Regions from separate parts of the Homo sapiens genome. Here all the other regions are linked to region 2. Evidence: read pairs that join two places in POLR2A ChIA-PET (ENCODE). Cell type or tissue: CD4-positive, alpha-beta T cell. All regions are shown on one strand. Links, peaks and the distances in the headings refer to the core of each region. The heading gives the core; the rest is flanking DNA. Region 1 overlaps RPL34-DT (RPL34 divergent transcript). Region 2 overlaps LEF1 (lymphoid enhancer binding factor 1). Region 3 overlaps LEF1 (lymphoid enhancer binding factor 1).

Evidence for each region. Peaks named below come from ENCODE experiments on the same cell type or tissue, not always from the same donor. Only the 100,000 strongest peaks of a DNase experiment are listed, where the experiment ranks them.
Region 1: POLR2A ChIA-PET joins it to region 2 with 7 read pairs; 2 of 35 experiments call an interaction of 5 or more read pairs at or near these places.
Region 3: POLR2A ChIA-PET joins it to region 2 with 5 read pairs; 6 of 35 experiments call an interaction of 5 or more read pairs at or near these places.

What each region holds. Positions count from the first base shown.
Region 1 is chr4:108,603,782-108,610,245 of GRCh38, reverse strand. All of the region lies in intron 1 of RPL34-DT (RPL34 divergent transcript), which reads left to right. Among named protein-coding and RNA genes, the nearest start is that of RPL34-DT, 13 kb to the left of the region's middle. In CD4-positive, alpha-beta T cell, for the core only: no CTCF peak of the experiment used is centred there; no DNase peak of the experiment used is centred there.
Region 2 is chr4:108,144,989-108,151,452 of GRCh38, reverse strand. All of the region lies in intron 3 of LEF1 (lymphoid enhancer binding factor 1), which reads left to right. Among named protein-coding and RNA genes, the nearest start is that of LEF1-AS1, 19 kb to the left of the region's middle. In CD4-positive, alpha-beta T cell, for the core only: no CTCF peak of the experiment used is centred there; a DNase peak (open chromatin) is centred at 2,922; H3K27ac peaks cover 1,665 bases.
Region 3 is chr4:108,046,450-108,052,913 of GRCh38, reverse strand. It overlaps LEF1 (lymphoid enhancer binding factor 1), which reads left to right. Exons shown (of 12, transcript NM_016269.5): 12 at 4,163-5,366. Among named protein-coding and RNA genes, the nearest start is that of HADH, 60 kb to the right of the region's middle. In CD4-positive, alpha-beta T cell, for the core only: no CTCF peak of the experiment used is centred there; DNase peaks (open chromatin) are centred at 1,313 and 3,323; H3K4me3 peaks cover 974 bases; H3K27ac peaks cover 2,000 bases.

The sequences.
Region 1 (6,464 bases), core at 952-5,951, 460 kb before region 2:
TCTCCAGGGTTTTGTTTTTGTTTTTTCTTCTTTGTGAAACACCTTTGTCTTTGGAAATTCTAACAGTGCCTCAAGGCGTATTTCAAATTCCACATCCTCAATGTTGGCCCACTCAATAAGACATGAGCTGTCCTTCAAACTCTTCCTCTCATATCTTTTTACTTTTTTTTTTTTTAAACTGGTTTCTTGAGAAAGGACAGATGTTTTACCTCTTTCTTGCTATGTAGTATCTTCAGTCTCATATAATTGCTATTAATATTGCGATTTCTCCCTGTTCACATACAGAATTGTGAGTTATGTAGGAGTAGGGACTGTTCCTTGTCTTTGTATTTTCCCGAAGTGCAGGTGCAGAGCACAGAGTATGTATCTCACAAATATTTCAGTTAAACTGAACTATGTAAGAACATTCTCTCCATGGTCATTCCTACTCTTGCAAATTTGCAGCATCTCTGAAATCCTTCAGAATAGCTCACGGATCCTGATTTTTTGCTACTTTATTCATTCATCAACTTACCGATTTACTCATAAGCGTTTGAGGGTTCTTTTTGTGTCAGTGCAGTGCCAGGGACTGGAAATATTGAAGTAAAACTACAGTCTTTCACTCCTAAGCTCCGATGATTCCCCCTCCCCACATTTATGTCCTGCTCCCCCACTTCTATATTTACTAATGTCAACCCCAAAATATAAATTATATAAGCGATAATTCTGGCCGGGCACAGTGGCTCACGCCTGTAATCCCAGCACTTTGGGAGGCCAAGGCAGGCGGATCACTTGAGGTCAGGAGTTCAAGAACAGCCTGGCCAACATGGTAAAAGCCCATCTCTACTAAAAATGCAAAAATTAGCCAAGCATGGTGGCAGGCACCTGTAATCCCAGCTACTTGGGAGACTGAGGCACAAGAATCGCCTGAACCCAGGAGGCAGAGGCTGCAGTGAGCTGGAATCACGCCACTGCACTCCAGCCTGGGTGACAGAGTGAGACTCCATATAAAATAAAAATAAAAATAAATTATATAAGCAATAATTCATATATTTTTTAAAAAACCAAAACTCTTCTTGAAAATTCTTATAACTGTTATAGGCTCAAGCACCATTACCTCAGAATATGGACTTCCATGAATCCTGAGAGACTTTCTGCTGAATCTGGGCCTTGCATTCATTTTCCTCTCCAAAGGATTTAAAAATTCTTAAAGCCTTGGCCATTCACTACATTTCTCACCTCACTCCCACCCCCCAGTACCCATTTTTCAGCCTTGCATCAGTTCTCAAACTGTTGCTTCTACCTGATCTAATCTCTCTGAGGGGAGGGCACTTCAACATATTTTAAAAACTTACCCCTTCGTTTATTCTGTTCTCTTCCTCTGTCTTTTCTATTTGTGTTTTGTGCCCCTTACCCTACCCTGATTTCCAGCCTTAATCCCTATACCCTACCAAATGCAGACGGAAAAAACATTTTTTAAAAACTTCTAATTTTGTGTCTTTCATAAAGATTCAGTCAAGAATAAACCACAACAAGCAAGTGTGACAGAAATGTGCAGGAGTCTAATTGTCTAAACTAATTAAAAGAGACCAAAAAATTATATCATGGTTCTTTAGTTGCAGGCAACAGAAGCCAACTCTGGGTAACAAGCAAAAAGGGAAGGAGAAGGATGCAAGGGCTGCTCAGAGAATAGATAATATAATAAATATTAATGACAATAATATGAGACTGAAGACACCACATGGTAAGAAAGAGGTAAAACATCTGTCCTTTCTCAAGAAACCATTTTTTTGTTGTTGTTTGTTTGTTTTTTGTTTTAGAAAAAGGTAAAACAGGTATGAGAGAAAGAGTTTGAAGGACAGCTCATGTCTTATTGAGTGGGAGAAGGTTAGATAGCCAACATTGAGGATGTGGCATTTGAAATACGCCTTAAGACACTGGTAGAATTTCCAAAGGCAAAGGTGTTTCACAAAGAAGAAATAACACAACAAAAGCCTGAAGATGGGAAAGTATAGGATATGCCTACAAGGGCAAGTTGTGGTCATATTAGGAAGACCTTGAATGCCACGCTAAGGAATCTGTATTTAATTTGTAGACACTGAAAGTTGCTTAAAGTGTCTGAATGAGAGAGTTACATGGTTAAAATGTAATTGAATTTTGGAAAACAACGATGGCACCAAATAAGAGAGTGATCCTTTAGTGCCCATGCTAGGGGAACCTGCTTTGGTCTAAATCTTATTCCATCTCCTAAAAACTGATTTATAAGTGGAATGATGCAAAGAAGGGAAATGATTACAGCTGATCCATTTCCCTTGGAAACACTAGCTATCGATTCCTTTATCCCCAGAGCTGTCTGTCTGGTATAATAAATATTAATAACAATAATATGAGACTGAAGATACCACGTGGTTAGGAAAGAGGTAAAACATCTGTCCTTTCTCTTTTTTTTTTTTTCTCAAGAAACCAGTTTAAAAAAAAAAAAAGTAAACAGGTATGAGAGGAAGAGTTTGAAGAACTCATGTCTTATTGAGTAAGAGAAGGTTAGAGTAGCCAACATTGATTCTTGTTCTTCTTGAATCCTGGCTGTTCAGCTTTTCCTCCACTGATTTTTATCAGTGGAAGCCAAAGAACTCTAACTGATGCAAGAGACAGTTGCAATAGCAGGTGCTCACTAGAGGTTTGCTCATCATCCATGTGGTTTATCAGATATGAGCAGATGAGTTTTTAACTCTATCACAGCTCTAAAAGATCTACTGAGAAAAACATCCTTAAAGAAAAGGCAGTCAAAGAAAGTTCTAATGGCAATATTTATTAATATTACTTAAAAGGCCAAACTCTATAGCCGATAAGATAAAGCAAAGGGAAAGTAAAGAAACTTTTGTTGGGATGTTTTAGGCTGATATATTTATATCAGCATACGAATGAGTGATTCAACCTACTAGTTATTGAGGAATATTACAAAGCAAAAGCAGTGTGGTTCTGGTGTAGGAACAGATGAACGGAACAGAGGGAGAGTTCAGAAATAGATCTGTGTGCATATGGGAATTTGATATACAATAAATGTGGTAAAAATGGAAAAGAATGCCTTGTTTAGAATATAGTATTGGGAAAACTGGCTCATCATCTGGAGAAAAAGCTGGACTTTTACGTTACACTATAGAAAGATGGACTCTAAATGAATTAAAGACCTAAATGAGACAGGTGAGTATTCAGAACCAGAAGAAGAAAATAAAGAATTATCTTTGTGGAGTTTATTAAACCATTGAAGTACAAACAATAAGTGGAAAATTGATGACTTAGCTACATTAATGTTACAGCATTTTTTTCAGCAAAGGTTACCAAAAACAAAGTTAATAGACAAGGAGAAGATAGTTGCAGCATCAAAAACAAAGGATAATATTTACATCAGTGCTGTCCACTAGAAATGAAATGTGAGTCACATATGTAATTTAAAATTTTTAGTCACATTAAAAACTAAAACCATTCTGGCCAGGCATAGTGGCTCACGCCTGTAATCCCAGCACTTTAGGAGGGTGAGGTGGGTGGATTGCTTGAGCTCAGTTCAATACCAGCCTGGGCAACACGGTGAAACCCTGTCTCTACAAAAAATACAAAAAAAATTAGTCAGGCATGCTGGCTCGCACCTGTAGTCCCAGCTACTTGAGGGTCTGAGGCTGGAGGATCACTTGAGCCCAGGAGGCAGAGATTGAAGTGAGCTGAGATTGCACCACTGTACTCCAGCCTGGGCAACAGAGTGAGAACCTGTCTCAAAAAAAAAAAAAATGTATAAAGTCATTGTTTCTGATTTTTATTATGAAGAGTTTCAATTTCAACATAAATTGTTGTTCCTGTCTGGCTAAATCACTAATAAGCTCTTCCTTTCTTTTGGAGTTTAAAATTTAGCTCTTTCATATGTAGTGTGATATCTGTGAGAAAACATAAATCATATTGTCATTTTGTCTTTGATTATTGAATATTCCTTCCAATTCAGGAACATATTAAATTGGAGTTAAAAGTACTTTCTAAAAATTCTTGGCCGGGCGCAGTGGCTCACGCCTGTAATCCCAGCAATTTGGGAGGCCGAGGCGGGTGGATCACGAGGTCAGGAGATTGAGACCATCCTGGCTAACATGGTGAAACTCCATCTCTACTAAAAAAAAAAAAAAAAAAAAAAAAATTAGCCGGGCTTGGTGGCGGGCACCTGTAGTCCCAGCTACTTGAGAGGCTGAGGCTGGAGAATGGCGTGAACCCAGGAGGCAGAGCTTGTAGTGGGCTGAGATTGTGCCACTGCACTCCAGCCTGGGTGACAGAGCGAGACTCCATCTCAAAAAAAAAATAAAAATAAAATAAAATAAAAATTCTTCCACAACTATTATCAATGAGCACAGGCAGAGAACACAAGATTAAGAAAATCAGTCTTAATTCTATCAGTCTATTTCTTTCAAAAGTTCCATAACTTGGCAATGATTTATAGCATTAGTGTATAGATACTAAATGACATTTATTTATTTATTTAGAGGCAGTCTTGCTGTGTCACCCAGATTGGAGTGAAGTGATGCGATCTCGGCTCACTGAAACCTCTGCCTCCTGGGCTCAAGCGATTCTCCTGCCTTAGCCTCCCGAATAGCTGGGATTACAGGCACCCGCCACCATGCCGAGCTAATTTTTGTATTTTTAGTAGAGACTGGGTTTCACCATGTTGGCCAGGCTGATCTTGAACACCTGACTTCAGGTGATCTGCCTGCCTTGGCCTCCCAAAGTGCTGGGATTACAGGTGTGAGGCACCACGCCTGGCCCTAAATGACTTTAAAGTAATTGTACTCCATAACAGTTTTCATATGGTGTGCTTTAAAAAACTGAGCACAAAGATTTTCAATACATATCATACAGTGGAACAAAGCAATAAATGAAATAGAAATCTCTTGTCTTACCATTCCAACAAATCTGGATTTTTACCTAACATATATGGGCCACCATCTGTCATTATAGGCACAAATTCTTCTTTGATGGTTATAAAAGATGAAAAACTGCTCCAGAAATTTAGGTGTTTTTAATTCAAATTTAATAAAACTTCATAGTTTTGGAAGTCCTTTGAGACACAAATATACCCAAAGTATTAATAGACATTGTCATTTTTTTGAGATAGAGTCTCACTCTGTAGCCCAGGCTGGAGTGCAATGGTACGATCTTGGCTCACTGTAACCTCCACCTCCCAGGTTCAAGTGATTCTCCTGCCTCAGCCTCCCGAGTAGCTGGGTTTCCAGGTGCCTGCCACCACGCCTGGCTAATTTTTTTTTTTTTTAATAGAGGCGGGGTTTCACCATGTTAGCCAGGCTGGTCTTGAACTTGTGACCTAAGGTAATCCACCCGCCTTGGCCTCCCAAAGTGCTGGGAATGCAGATGTGAGCCACCATGCCCGGCTGACATTGTCTCTTATATCACATCATCCATTTTAAAGCTAAAGAAAAGTACTTGTAATTTTTTAAATTGTTAATCAATTGATCTTTGATACTGTATCGTTGGAAAGTTCTTGTAATCTATGGGCCATTTTTTAATGGCTTAGTTGAAGGTCTTTCACTTTTTGTAAAATATCTTCTTTAGTCTTTTTCTCATAATTTTCTAGCAAAATTTCCACAACTGAAATAATTTGTTTTACTATCTGACTTAAAATGACTTTCATTTTTCATCCCTCCCTTTCCCCTCCCTCCCTCCCTCCCTCCCTCCCTTCCTTCCTTCCTTCCTTCCTTCCTTTTCTGTTTCCTTCCTCCCCTCCCTCCTTTCTTTCTGTAAGAATCCAACACATCTTTTAGCTGTCTAAAATTACAAGCTCAGGGGCCAGGTGCGGTGGCTTATGCCTGTAATCCCAGCATTTTGGGAGGCTGAGGTGGGCAAATCAACTGAGGTCAGGAGTTTGAAACCAGCCTGACCAACATGGCAAAATCTCATCTCTACCAAAAAATACAAAAAAATTAACCAGGCCTGGTGGCGTGCACCTGTAGTCCCAGCTACTTGGGAGGCTGAGGAATGAGAATCGCTTGAACCTGGGAGGCAGAGGTTGCAGTGAGCCAAGATCGTGCCACTGCACTCCAGCCTGGGCAACACAGCAAGACTCTGTCTTAAAAACATAAATAAAATAAAATTATAATCTCAGATCCTGTTAAGAAGCATTAAGGATTTTTTGGTCGTATATTCAACTCCTATTTTGAACTACAATTTTGATTTCTTTTTTGACTTCCAAGGGGAAATGTCTTACCAAATTCATTATGTATTTACTTAAAATGTCTCTTAATATTGTCTAATTTATTGCTTAAAATATTTTTTACACACAAATAGCTTTTTTCATTTTGCTGTGTTACAGCAAATTGCAATTTCCATTCATCGTAGAATTTGTGACATGCTTTCTTTCAGTCCTTTTCTTTTTTTTTTTTTCTTTTTTGAGACGGAGTCTTGCTCTGTCCCCCAGGCTGGAGTGTAGTGGTGCGATC
Region 2 (6,464 bases), core at 675-5,674:
CAACTTCAGTTTCTTATTACCATTTCTGCCACTAGCATGCAGAAGACGCTAGATGATTATTGAATCAGTGAGTTTCTCATAGGTAAGATGGAAATGATTCTTAGTAGGGTTTTGTGAGAATAAAATTGGAAATTGTACATTTCTTTAACATATTTTGGGTAGTAATAGCTATTATGATGCTAGTGGATAACACAAGAGTTCAAAGGTGACCAGTTAGATGTGGAGGAGGGAAAGAGTTGTGTAAAAGATGATGAGTGTTCTAGCCTGATGGTGAGAGGACAGTATTAATGGAAATAATTAATTTGGAAAGAGAAGCCAGTTTGAAGACAGGCATTCATGAGTTTAGCTTAGGAATCATTGTTTTCAGTTTTATGCTAAGAAAACAAAATTAACCAAGATCTGGAACCAAACCATTTTACATTATGGGCATCTTTTTGGTCCATACTTTATTTGATGTAAGTCAACAATGCCTCACAAAATCACTTCACTTACCTATGAAGCTTCCTGGACCTTGACCAGAAACCTCCATGTGATTATGAGAAATAAGTATTTTGTCCAAGGGTGAAGAGAGTACTGGTATTAATAATATACTAGCATGTAATATTTAATGATGTACTTTACATGCATTTTTCTTATTAAATCTTTACTAAACAGTATGAAGTGAATGCTACTAATATGCCTATGTTTCCAGTGAAGAAACTGAGGCACAGAGAAGTTACTTGAATGTCCATAGTCCCAACCAGAGTTTAATAAGTGGTAGGGAATTTGGATTCAAAGTCAGGTATTTTCAGGAGCTGGGGCCCAATTCATAAATCAGTTCATCTCTCAGAAGTGTTAAGAGTAATCCTTAGTCAATAAACTACTTTGAGGATTAAAGGTATCTGTTATACTTTTATTAAATAATGTAAATGGCTTAAATAAAAGGTTCTAAGAATACTTGGAAATTGTCTTCTGGTTCATTCAACACATAACCATGTGATTGCTCAATGTATTCTTGAAAATTCCCAGGAAATATTGCTTCCTGGGGTATATCAGACATAGTTTGATAAGTGTCTGATTTTTATGGGAATCTCTATTCCTCACTTCTAGAGGCCCAGTGTCCCCAAGTCTTAGGGACTAAACAGATTAATCAAATAGCTGTATGACCAAAGGTTTCATTATTCTTAGAATCTTTTTGGCAAATGATGTTGCCTCCTTATTACATAAGAACTGAGCATTTACAGGCAAAAGTCTGCCAAAGAGCATTCTTTGCACAGCAAGCAATTAAAATGTGGTATGTGCTTCATTTTTAGGAGCAGTTAGTGGTGATTTTTGTGGTATCATGATGTTGGTTTAAATAAGAGAAATTAGTTTAGAATTAACTGGAATTGTGATCATTCCTGAGAAGTTGCAACAGTGAGTTTCCTTTAAAAAGTGAAGAAACTTTTCTTTCTAAGGAGACATTAGGAACAGTCTTTTCTTCTTTTTCTCAAAAGGAAATATCTTTTTTTTTTTTTGGTTAACAGTAATATATAAAAACGGGGGAAAACCCATGAAAGAACAGAAAAAATAAATAAAAAGTACCTATATTTCTGTCATTCTGATATAATGGTTTCATTTTGATGAATTGTTTCATTTCAGACATTCTTTCTGTATCTATACCTGTAATACAAACGTTTTTGTAAATGAGCTTATAAGATTATTATTCTATTATAATCTTTTGTCATTAAAAATGTATTACGTGTGCTCATCTTTATGTGAATGTAGGTCTGTGTCATCAGTTGTAATGGCTGGATAGTATCCAGTTATATATATATATACACATGTACATATATGTACATATATATACACATGTATATATATGTACATATATACACACAAATATATACACACTTTAATTTATTGGATTTATCCTCAGTTATGGATGTTAAAGTTTTTTTGTTGTTATTTTAAATACCACTACAATGAAACCGTGTTAAAAATATATTTATAATCTATTTTTTTTTTTTTTTTTTGAGACGGAGTCTCGCTCTGTCGCCCAGGCTGGAGTGCAGTGGCACGACCTCGGCTCACTGCAAGCTCCGCCTCCCGGGTTCACGCCATTCTCCTGCCTCAGCCTCCCGAGTAGCCGGGACCACAGGCGCCCGCCACCACGCCCGGCTAATTTTTTGTATTTTTAGTAGAGGCGGGGTTTCACCGCGTTAGCCAGGATGGTCTCGATCTCCTGACCTCATGATCCGCCCGCCTCTGCCTCCCAAAGTGCTGGGATTACAGGCGTGAGCCACCGCGCCCGGCCAATCTATTTGTTTATGTTACTTGCTGGTTCATAGCTTTCTTGATTTAAGATAACTTTTTACATAGTAAGCATGTAAACAGTTTTGACAAACTATTCATGAAATAATGGTTCAAAACTATTTTACACCAACATCATGTATCTGTTTCTTTACTCCTGCACAATTAAGATCTGCTTGCAAGTTAATATGTAAAGAACTTGCTACTTAATATAAGAAAATTCATAGTAACTCAGTGCTATCTTTGATATCCGTGCAGCATTAGTTTGGTTCATTATTTATATTTAATTTCAGGAGTGAAGATGCTAATACAGCTCTTTTGACCCTCATAGGATGGTGCAATAACCAGAAAGCACATCTTATTGCAGTTCACTAATTATATGTTGTTATAGGAGTTTCTGAACTAATCCTAAAGTTTAAGGATAAACAAGTTTCCTGGTAGAATGAAGATAAATCCTAAAGAATGTTTTCAGGAATGATTTATCATTCATTCCGTAAATATTCATTGAAGATACTTATTTTGACAGTCAGTGTGCTGAGCCCCATTGTGGATACATGATGATAAAAGCAGAGTCACCACCCTCTAGAAGCTTACAGATTAGTGAGGGAGAGACACTTGTGCAAACATCCACAGCTGAGCAGAGTGAGGCAGGCATGACATCACTACTACAACCCAGGGATACAGGTGTGAACAGAGCCTAGCCTGCTCACCCTGGAGTGTTGCAGCCTAGTAGAGCAGTTCCAGAGGACTGTCTTTATATGTACTATTCATTCTTTACCTGCTTTCAGTTCCATGTGGCCCATTTGAAGCATGGTGGGGAATATTTGGTTTACTTGTTTAAAAAGGGTTGTGTAGACACCTCTGGGCTGGGCCAGGAAAGTTGCTTGATAAATTTTTTTTTTTTTATTAAAAGAGCATTCATGTTAAGTAACCTAAGACTATTTAAGAATAGAACTCAGAAACTCAGAACTATTTATAGAGCATTTGAAATGAACAAGTTTATAAACATTGCTGCCAAGTTAACTGATGGTTGGTAAGAGTGGAGGCCAGGACTTAGACCCTCTTCTGTTTTATGCTGTTGGTACTGTGTCACTGTTTATTTAGTACCACCACCAGAAACCTTTACCTTGTGTGAGGCACTTGCTTTTTGTACTATTTAACCACATTTTAAATCGTTGTTGTTAAATTTGACTACAATTTGAATTGGGCAAACAATATTATGAAGGTAGATAAGTTTTCATTTATTTACATATGTCATGTAGTGGCTGAGAACACATGCTCTGCATCTTAAGTGCCTGAGCCCAAATCCAGGATTAGCCACTTACTACAGGTGGGAAAATTGCTTTACCTTTTTGTTTCTGTTTCTTTACTCACAAGTACTTTAAAAAAATTTCTGGCATCCTAACGGTAAGTTGGAAAGAGTAGGAAATGACTGTTTCAAAAATATTATTTAGTTACCACATATAGGAAATACGTGGTCTGAATTCATTGCAGGGAATCACTGTACTGCTAGGAATAAGGTGTCAACATAGGACTGTGAATTGCAGGCTTGAGGATATTAGATCCCATTTAGTGAATAATGTGAAGCCAACAAAAAGTTACATAATACAGGATTATATGTACTAGATTTTATGAGGGCTTCTTATGTATCTATAGAGGAAAATGGAGATTAAATTTTTCAAAAAGAAATATTTCCTCCTAAGATGGCTGGGTATAAGGAAAAAACAGAGGCCTCTGTGTAGTGGTGAGAGAAATGTGACATTTAAGCTACAAATGAAAAAACCGTTCATAATTCAGGGCTATCTGAGATGTTTGTTTTTGTTCTTATTTGTTATTTTAATCTTGAGTTAATTCAATAATGTCTATGCAAATTTGAAAATATTGGCTACCTGAGAAAAACCTTTTAAAGACTTTTTTTTTTTAGGCTTCTATTGTTGCTAATCTCGTGGTAGAGGAAAAAATACTGACATGGAGTTAGGCAAGTCATTGACTAGCCATGTATCCCTGAACAGACTAGTCCCTAACTTCTTCAAGCCTGTTTCCTTCTCTCCCTCCCTCCCGGGCCTCTCTCTGTAACCCAGGCTGGAGTGCAATGGTGTAATCAAAGCTCACTGCAGCCTCAACCTCCTAGGCTCAAGTGCTCCTCCTGCACTTCCCAAAGATTCAGGTATGAGCCACCGCACCCCACTGAGCCTCAGTTTTCTTATCTGAAGCTCTAACAAAGGACTGTTGTGTAGACTAAGGGAAACACGGTTGTGTCAGTATGCTTCCCGTGCTTAAAAGCTCCTGGACTTCTTATGGTACCAGACTTTAGAGCTCACTCAAAGAAAACACACTTGCATTTCTCTTGAGTTGTTTTATCGATACAGGTTGAGTAACCCTAATCCAATATGTGAAGTGCTTCAAAATCTGAAACTCTTTGAACACTAACATGAAGATCAAAAAACAAAAACAAAAAACTTGTCGGAGTTTTTAGGATATTGATTTTCCCATCAGACATACTGAACCAATAGGTATATAATGCAGATACTCCAAATCTGAAATGAAATCTGAAATGCCTCTGGACCTAAGAATTTTGAATAAAGTATACTCAACCTGTACTGAAAGCATCAGAATTTACGTCAGTGCTTTTTAAGAAAGGAGGTTTTTTCTGCTCTAGAGGTGAAGCAAGGTCTGATGCTATGAGAAAGGTAGAAGATTGACTCAATACTTCTTTTTGCCTGGTTCTGGGAGGACATCTCATATGTTAATAACTTATTAGGGGCACCACAAGTGCATACCTATTATACCAAATCAGATCTGGACATCTAACGTGAATAATTCCACTGGTATATAATGCTTACCATTAAAGGTCTGCCTTTGGAACACCAAGCCATACCTACTTTCTGCTCATCCTCTGCTCACTCTCTCATAGAATCCTGAATTCCTTGACCCCAGTCATCATCCAGATACTCCTTTTCATGAGCAAACATTTAGTGTTTTAAAGTCACAAGGTCGCTACGTGGACAAAGACTAAGCAACACAGTTGTTTTTACTCATGGAGAACATGTCCAGGAGAGCTTTTCCTCTGGCTTTTGTTTAATTGGGATAGGAGGAATTCATTCACTTATTCATTCAGCAAATGTTTTTTCAGTGGTCACTTATTTTTAAAATAGTTTCATTTTTATTGAGATATAATTCACATAGCATACATTTTACCCACTTTGAGTGTACAGTGTAGTGGTTTTTAGTATATTCACATAGTTAGTGCAGCCATCATCACAGTCAGTTTTAGGACATTTTCATCACCTCGGAAAGTAACCCCAGAGCCTTTAGCTATTATCCCCTTATCTCTCATTCCCTCAGTGCTCACCCCAGGCCCAAGCAACTACTAACCTATTTTGTCTCAACATATTTCCCTATTTGAGACATTTCATAAGAATAGAATCATAGGCACATATAGGGTGTAGTCCTTTGTGACTGGCTTCTTTCACTGAGTGTAATGTATTCAGGGTTCATTCATGTCACAGTGAGTATCACAGCTTCATTTCTTTTCCACTCTGGCTTCCATGGCTCCATCTTGCTTCCAGAAGGTTAGATCAGTACAGTGAGGAAAGGAGCTGATTTAATCCATATTGAGAGGAAGAAAAGTGAAATCAATTGATATTTCAGATATCTAAATCCATGGTGAGATTTATTTTACTGCAAGCCCTCATCAATTAAAAATTTTGGCCACTGTATAATTATTTATGAATTATATACCTGAACTATATAATTATCTGATGGCTGTTATTTCAAATAAAATTGATAATTTCTCGTTATTTTGGTCAGCTTCTTGACAAGTCTTGTCCAGTGTCATTACAGATTTTAGCTTTAATGCAAGCTCTTAAAGGGTTGATATTAGAGGTAGAACTGTTGGCTTTGCCATTTTCTTGCTGTTTTTTGTGCTTACATTATTACTGTTATCTTCAGTCCACTTGGCATTCTTGACCGTCTGGCATACAGAGCAAACGGGGGCCCCAGTGGCAATTTGTATGTTAAATATTTCTGGTAAAACTTAAAATTTTTCATATAGAAATATGTATTGACATTGTAGTATTTTCTTCCTGCTGCACCCCAGTGGATAATGCTATGTATTCTTTGTATGATGTGGGATAACCAACTATTCTAGATTGATGGCTGGGGAAAGTAAACGGGAACCCTATTCCTATTTG
Region 3 (6,464 bases), core at 803-5,802, 99 kb after region 2:
AGATGCAAACTGTAATGATGATAATGTGAAATTCTAAAGTCCATGTCTCAGTGCCTGGCAAATCAGTGCGTAGTGGACAGTGTTTTTGTTCCTTCCCCCTCACCAGCTTCTTGCAGACAAGACCACCTTCAAGTCAACAAGACTGTCACTTTTATGATGCCAGGAGGCCTGGGGAACAGCCCAGCACTGGGACTCTCTAGGGGTCACCATGGGCCAGTCATTTTATGACCATATTCCTAAGTCTCTGCTAAAAAAACAGGATTAGACTAGCTCTGTCACGCTTGCTTCCTGCTGTAGAAGTCTGTACCTCTCTTCCTTCATACACACATGACATTGTGCAGCAGAAGAGTTCACACCCTCAAATCACAGGCTTTTGTCAGTTTTTCCCAAGGTGTAAAAATGGAGACAATTGGCATGAGGTGTGTGGTGTGATGCTGGAATTCCATTTTTGCAATTAAAATCTGTGAATCTGTTTACCTCTCATAAAACCAATCTCTAATATTCTCCCCTCAAATTGCACATCGTTTAAGGCTCCTGCCTCTTGTTAGTAGCATTTGAGAGTGGCGTAAAAGGAAGAGGACGACGAAGAAAGGGTCTTTTATTCCAACTCACTTTTTTTGTATCCTCACCAATTCTGAATAAGGAAGTGATATTACATGATGGGGCAGGGGTGCATTTTGTTCCTGGACACCAGCTTTGCTGCCCTTGCCTTGGCCTGGACAGCTTAAACTGACTGGCCAGTGAGCCCTGAGTGGCACCCTGACAGGGCTGGCCCTTGCCTGCTCCTGACCCTCCACTCCACCACCTCAGAGCTCACCCATAGACTTGTCTCCTTGGCCCTTTCTTCCAGAGGACAGCCTGGGGAGGAACCCCCAGGACATGAGCTGGCCAAGCGCTCTGCTTTTGGTAGGATTTTACATTTATTTGGGCTTAGAGAGAAGGAGTTTCCCCCTTTCCCTTTCTTCACTCCTGAGTCAGGGTCTGTAAAGCCCTATTGGCCCAGGGTCGGTGCTGTTGACCTCCCAGAAACAGGCCCACTCTTGAAATCTTTAGATTCACCTTTATTGCTTGGGCTTTTAGTAAGGAACTCTACCCATTTGGGTTCATGGTTCCATTTGGTTGATGGGATATTTTGTCAAGATTGGAATTTGGTCCAGGAGAGCATCAGGGGGGTTCGGTTATATGGGGTGGGGTGGGGTCTTGTGCCGCCTTTGCATCCCCAGTACAAATGCGTGGTGACTCCTGGTGGAGGGAGCCCAAGTCTGAACATATGTAAGATGGGCCTTGCCTCACTCCCTTTGAAGCCCAGCCGCAGCCGGAGAGCAGTAATTGCTGGCTTTGATTGCGCAGACTTCACTGGTGGGTTGGGCTGTGCCGGGGCTCGCCTGGCCTGGCCCAGCTTCAGCCGCAGCCCCCCAGTGAAGCCTTAGATGTGGGAAAGCTCCAGCCCCTGGAGCCTCATGCCTGTGGTTTCTTGAAAATAATCTGGACTGGACCTGTTTTATATCTGTAAAGCAACACTACAAGGCCCCCGTTTCTCCCACTTGGAAGTAAGACTTGGTCTCCCCTGACATCCCTGTATTTTAAAAGAGCCACCAGGGACAAACTGCCTCATTTCATAGTGAAGGAATTTCTTTGCTCTTTTTTTTTTTTAAGCACTAGTCCCTGAAAGGGATTAGTTGCTTTTTGGTAAGCAACTGTACAGAGGTTCTCTGAAGCCAACTTTCCAGGAGAATTTGCAAGGTGACCCCATGGAATAAGGAAATAACAGGTGGGAAAATGTGAGACTGTGGAAAGAAATGACTTTATTAGGAGATATAGACTCTTTCTTGGCAAGTGACATACTATCCTTTAGGTAAATGGCTATCTCTGGGCACCCATGTTTGTGTTAATCACTATATTATCACTTGTACTCAGCTTAAGAGAGGAGGAGAAGGCACCCTTAGGTAAGGCAGTGAAGGGACAAGAAGACTGGTGGAGCCGGAAGTGCAGGGTGCTCTAGATTGGAGGTGTTAGCCCTGCTTGAGAATGGGGCCACAGCAGGGCCATGGAAGTTGTCTGTACCTCAGTACTTCACAGTTCGCTGTGCCAGGCAGTGGTGGGATGGCCCAACAGAAGGGCAGGTTGTCTCCCTCAGGCGTTCCTGGCTGCCAATGGCGAGTCTATTCTGAGTCCCAGTGCTTGTCTCAGGCGCTAGCCTAGGACTGCAAGGCCAGGCCTCACCAGGAAACTAAATGTTTTCATGTCAGACTGAGAGGAAAACCTTCCCAGGAAGAGCAACCTGGACCAAGCCTTTGAAAATCTGTGATGCAAAATTATAATGTAAATAGGAATCTGTGGGGTGCCCTCTCTCCCACCCCAGGCTCTGCTAGAGCCCTGTTTCTTTCTCCGTAGAAAGGCAGGGTCCTTCGTAGCTCTTTGATCCTCCTGCGTGCAAGATCCATACCTCTGTGGGCCTGGCACAGCGAACTGTGAAGTACTGAGGTACAGACAACTTCCATGGCCCTGCTGTGGCCCCATTCTCAAGCAGGGCTAACACCTCCAATCTAGAGCACCCTGCACTTCCGGCTCCACCAGTCTTCTTGTCCCTTCACTGCCTTACCTAAGGGTGCCTTCTCCTCCTCTCTTAAGCTGAGTACAAGTGATAATATAGTGATTAACACAATGCTGTAGTGTTTTCCTGTTAAACAGGGAATGGTTGATTTTCCAGGAGAATAGAAAATGAAATTGTCATTGGAGGACCTCCTCAGTTGAAATCATTCTGTGGCTGATTTCCTCCTATTTTGTTTTTTGTTGGTTGGTTGGTTTTTGCTTTTTCAGTAGCTACCCAGGTATACAAATAGCTTCTTTGCAGTTCTGATCATCTTTAGGGGCCGCATTGGGCATAATTGGAATAATAATACTAGCTAACCTGCTTGCAGGGCTTGCTCTGTGCTGTGCACTTTGTGAGCACTTTAAATATAGGAGCCAAACCTCTCTTTCCAAAAGCCTGAAGGGCAGGTGTCCTCGCAGTTCCCATTCCATAGATCACCATCCTTCCATGGAAAGTACTCTGTGGACTGTAACTTGCCATCTAGACTTTTGTATTCATTATTAAACTATGTCAAAGTTTCCTTTTATTTCTCTTTTACTTTCTTTTTCCATTGAAATGAAAGTGTACGATAATCCACCATTATTTAGAATGAGTTTCTAAAAGGAAACTTGTGCTTGTAACACGGATAGCACAATCACAAGCACAAAGTGTTGGGATTCATCTGAGGCTGTCAAGGGACCCAGGTTGAGAAGGTGCTTCCAGCATCGCTGCCACCAAAGGAAAGCAGCCTCCCCAAGTTCAAAGCAGCGGAAGCAGGTGCTCTCTGGAGTGAAGGAACGGAACTTTGCCATGCTTTTACTTTCCTTTTGTCTTTGTCTCATCTTGTTACAATGTTACATTTTACTTTTAATCACTTTTTAAAAAATCTCAGATCATTAAAGCTTTGAGGATGTGGGAGTTCTCTTATTTGAAAATCATTATCACCAATATCTGGCAACATTATTTTAACATATTTGCTGAGTGTCCTTTCCGAGGCTATCATTAGAGATCCTTGATGTTAGGAAGGAAAAAAAAATCTTGAAAATTGTAAGATCTTAAGGAAAAAGGGAGCGGTTTGTATCCTCTGGGCTGTGAGTGTGAGCGGACAGAGCACATAGCGTCACGGGAGTTGGCAGTGCGTTGGGTAATGTGATTATGTCTGTCCTATGTAGAATCATACAGTGGCTTCCCACAGTGGACCAAAAACACCAAACACTGCAGAATGACACATCTTTCCCTGATCTGGCTGTTGCCCGCCTTCCCTATTCATGTTTGCCTGTTTCCTACTGGTGTTTTTCAAACTTTTTTTTTGTTCTGTTTACCATGACCCAGAGTATTCACTACACTTCACATCATAACTCTGGGCATACGTATACATGGAACCAAAGTAAAAATGTCACTATATTAACTCTGTAGTGTACTCTCAGGATTTTTGACTGATAGGGCAATTCATTTTAGCCATCCCCAAATTAACAAAATGGATTAATTAAATGCAGAGGTTGTAAGACATATATGGTATGGAATAGAGGTTATAATCTTAAGGCCTACGGCAAATTCATATTAATAGCATTTCATTTGTTCCTTCTTGAGGTGGAAAACGAAGCTCATTCCCAACGTGCAAAGCCAAGGCAGCGACCCCAGGACCTCTTCTGGAGATGGAAGCTTGTTGAAAACCCAGACTGTCTCCACGGCCTGCCCAGTCGACCCCAAAGGAACACTGACATCAATTTTACCCTGAGGTCACTGCTAGAGACGCTGATCCATAAAGACAATCACTGCCAACCCCTCTTTCGTCTACTGCAAGAGCCAAGTTCCAAAATAAAGCATAAAAAGGTTTTTTAAAAGGAAATGTAAAAGCACATGAGAATGCTAGCAGGCTGTGGGGCAGCTGAGCAGCTTTTCTCCCCTCATATCTGCGTGCACTTCCCAGAGCATCTTGCATCCAAACCTGTAACCTTTCGGCAAGGACGGTAACTTGGCTGCATTTGCCTGTCATGCGCAACTGGAGCCAGCAACCAGCACATCCATCAGCACCCCAGTGGAGGAGTTCATGGAAGAGTTCCCTCTTTGTTTCTGCTTCATTTTTCTTTCTTTTCTTTTCTCCTAAAGCTTTTATTTAACAGTGCAAAAGGATCGTTTTTTTTTGCTTTTTTAAACTTGAATTTTTTTAATTTACACTTTTTAGTTTTAATTTTCTTGTATATTTTGCTAGCTATGAGCTTTTAAATAAAATTGAAAGTTCTGGAAAAGTTTGAAATAATGACATAAAAAGAAGCCTTCTTTTTCTGAGACAGCTTGTCTGGTAAGTGGCTTCTCTGTGAATTGCCTGTAACACATAGTGGCTTCTCCGCCCTTGTAAGGTGTTCAGTAGAGCTAAATAAATGTAATAGCCAAACCCACTCTGTTGGTAGCAATTGGCAGCCCTATTTCAGTTTATTTTTTCTTCTGTTTTCTTCTTTTCTTTTTTTAAACAGTAAACCTTAACAGATGCGTTCAGCAGACTGGTTTGCAGTGAATTTTCATTTCTTTCCTTATCACCCCCTTGTTGTAAAAAGCCCAGCACTTGAATTGTTATTACTTTAAATGTTCTGTATTTGTATCTGTTTTTATTAGCCAATTAGTGGGATTTTATGCCAGTTGTTAAAATGAGCATTGATGTACCCATTTTTTAAAAAAGCAAGGCACAGCCTTTGCCCAAAACTGTCATCCTAACGTTTGTCATTCCAGTTTGAGTTAATGTGCTGAGCATTTTTTTAAAAGAAGCTTTGTAATAAAACATTTTTAAAAATTGTCATTTTATTAAGAGTGAAGTTCCTGATAATCTAAAATTGCTAATGAACTGAATCCACAGGCCAGGGCAGAGCTGGTTTGTAGAGAGGAACAGTTTGTGTGAGAGGGGTGCTGCTGGTGCAGCCTTCTCCAGGGACAGGCCAGAACCGGCTGTAAATGGGCACCTTGCCCTGTCTCCTAGACATGCAGTCCTCAAAAGTACTTGTATGGCTTGGGCCTCTCCCTCCTTTTCCAGGTGGTATGAAACAGGGTCAAAGGAAAAAAGAGGGTTGCCAGGATTCAGATGGGAGTGAGTCCTTTCCTGAACACAGATCCTCATGGGCTCCCACCATCTGGTTGTCGTGCTCATTGAAAGTCCACAGGTACCGCCTCTCTTCATAGCTCATTGGTATTCAAACTGGGCTTCCACATTGTGGGGTCCCAGTGGAGAAGGTATGTCTTAACACCCCCACCCATCTCCCCAGTCAACATTTTCTAAGTCCTGAGCTGTATTTCATAATTTTTACCTTACTAGTACATGTTATAAGTTGGTATCTGATTAGGAAAAAGTATATTTAAATTTAAAAGAATATGTCATGGTCTTCCACGATGGTTTTCTATCCCTTGAGCTACTTTGAGAACCACTATCACTGGTCCAACTTAAACCTCTCTGCTGAAATTCTAGCTCGATTTCCCCTTTCTAACCTTCGGTGCAGCTGGGGAACAGCTGGCTACCATACTTATAATAACCCTCCTCATACTGTACTTGAAGATTGCCATTAAATCACCCCTCAAATTTCTCTTCTTCAGGCTAAGTAATCCCAATTCCTTGAAACTTTCATCATCAGTCCTTTAATCATTTTCATTACTATCCTCTGGAACCTTTCCAATTCCTCTTCATTTAGTCCTAAACTTGAACCAGGGAAAAAAAAAAGTATTATGTTTAGGGGGCCTACTTGTTATAAAGGTTTCATATTCAGCCCTGGCCAGAACTTCATTTGAAAATTCTCTCTCTCTGAGTTCTCTTAACATGCATAAACCAAGTAGTTAAAAAACAGTCTAAAGCTGCCACCATGATCTTTTTGAGAGTTAACTAGAAAATCCAACAAAACGGTAAGGGAGG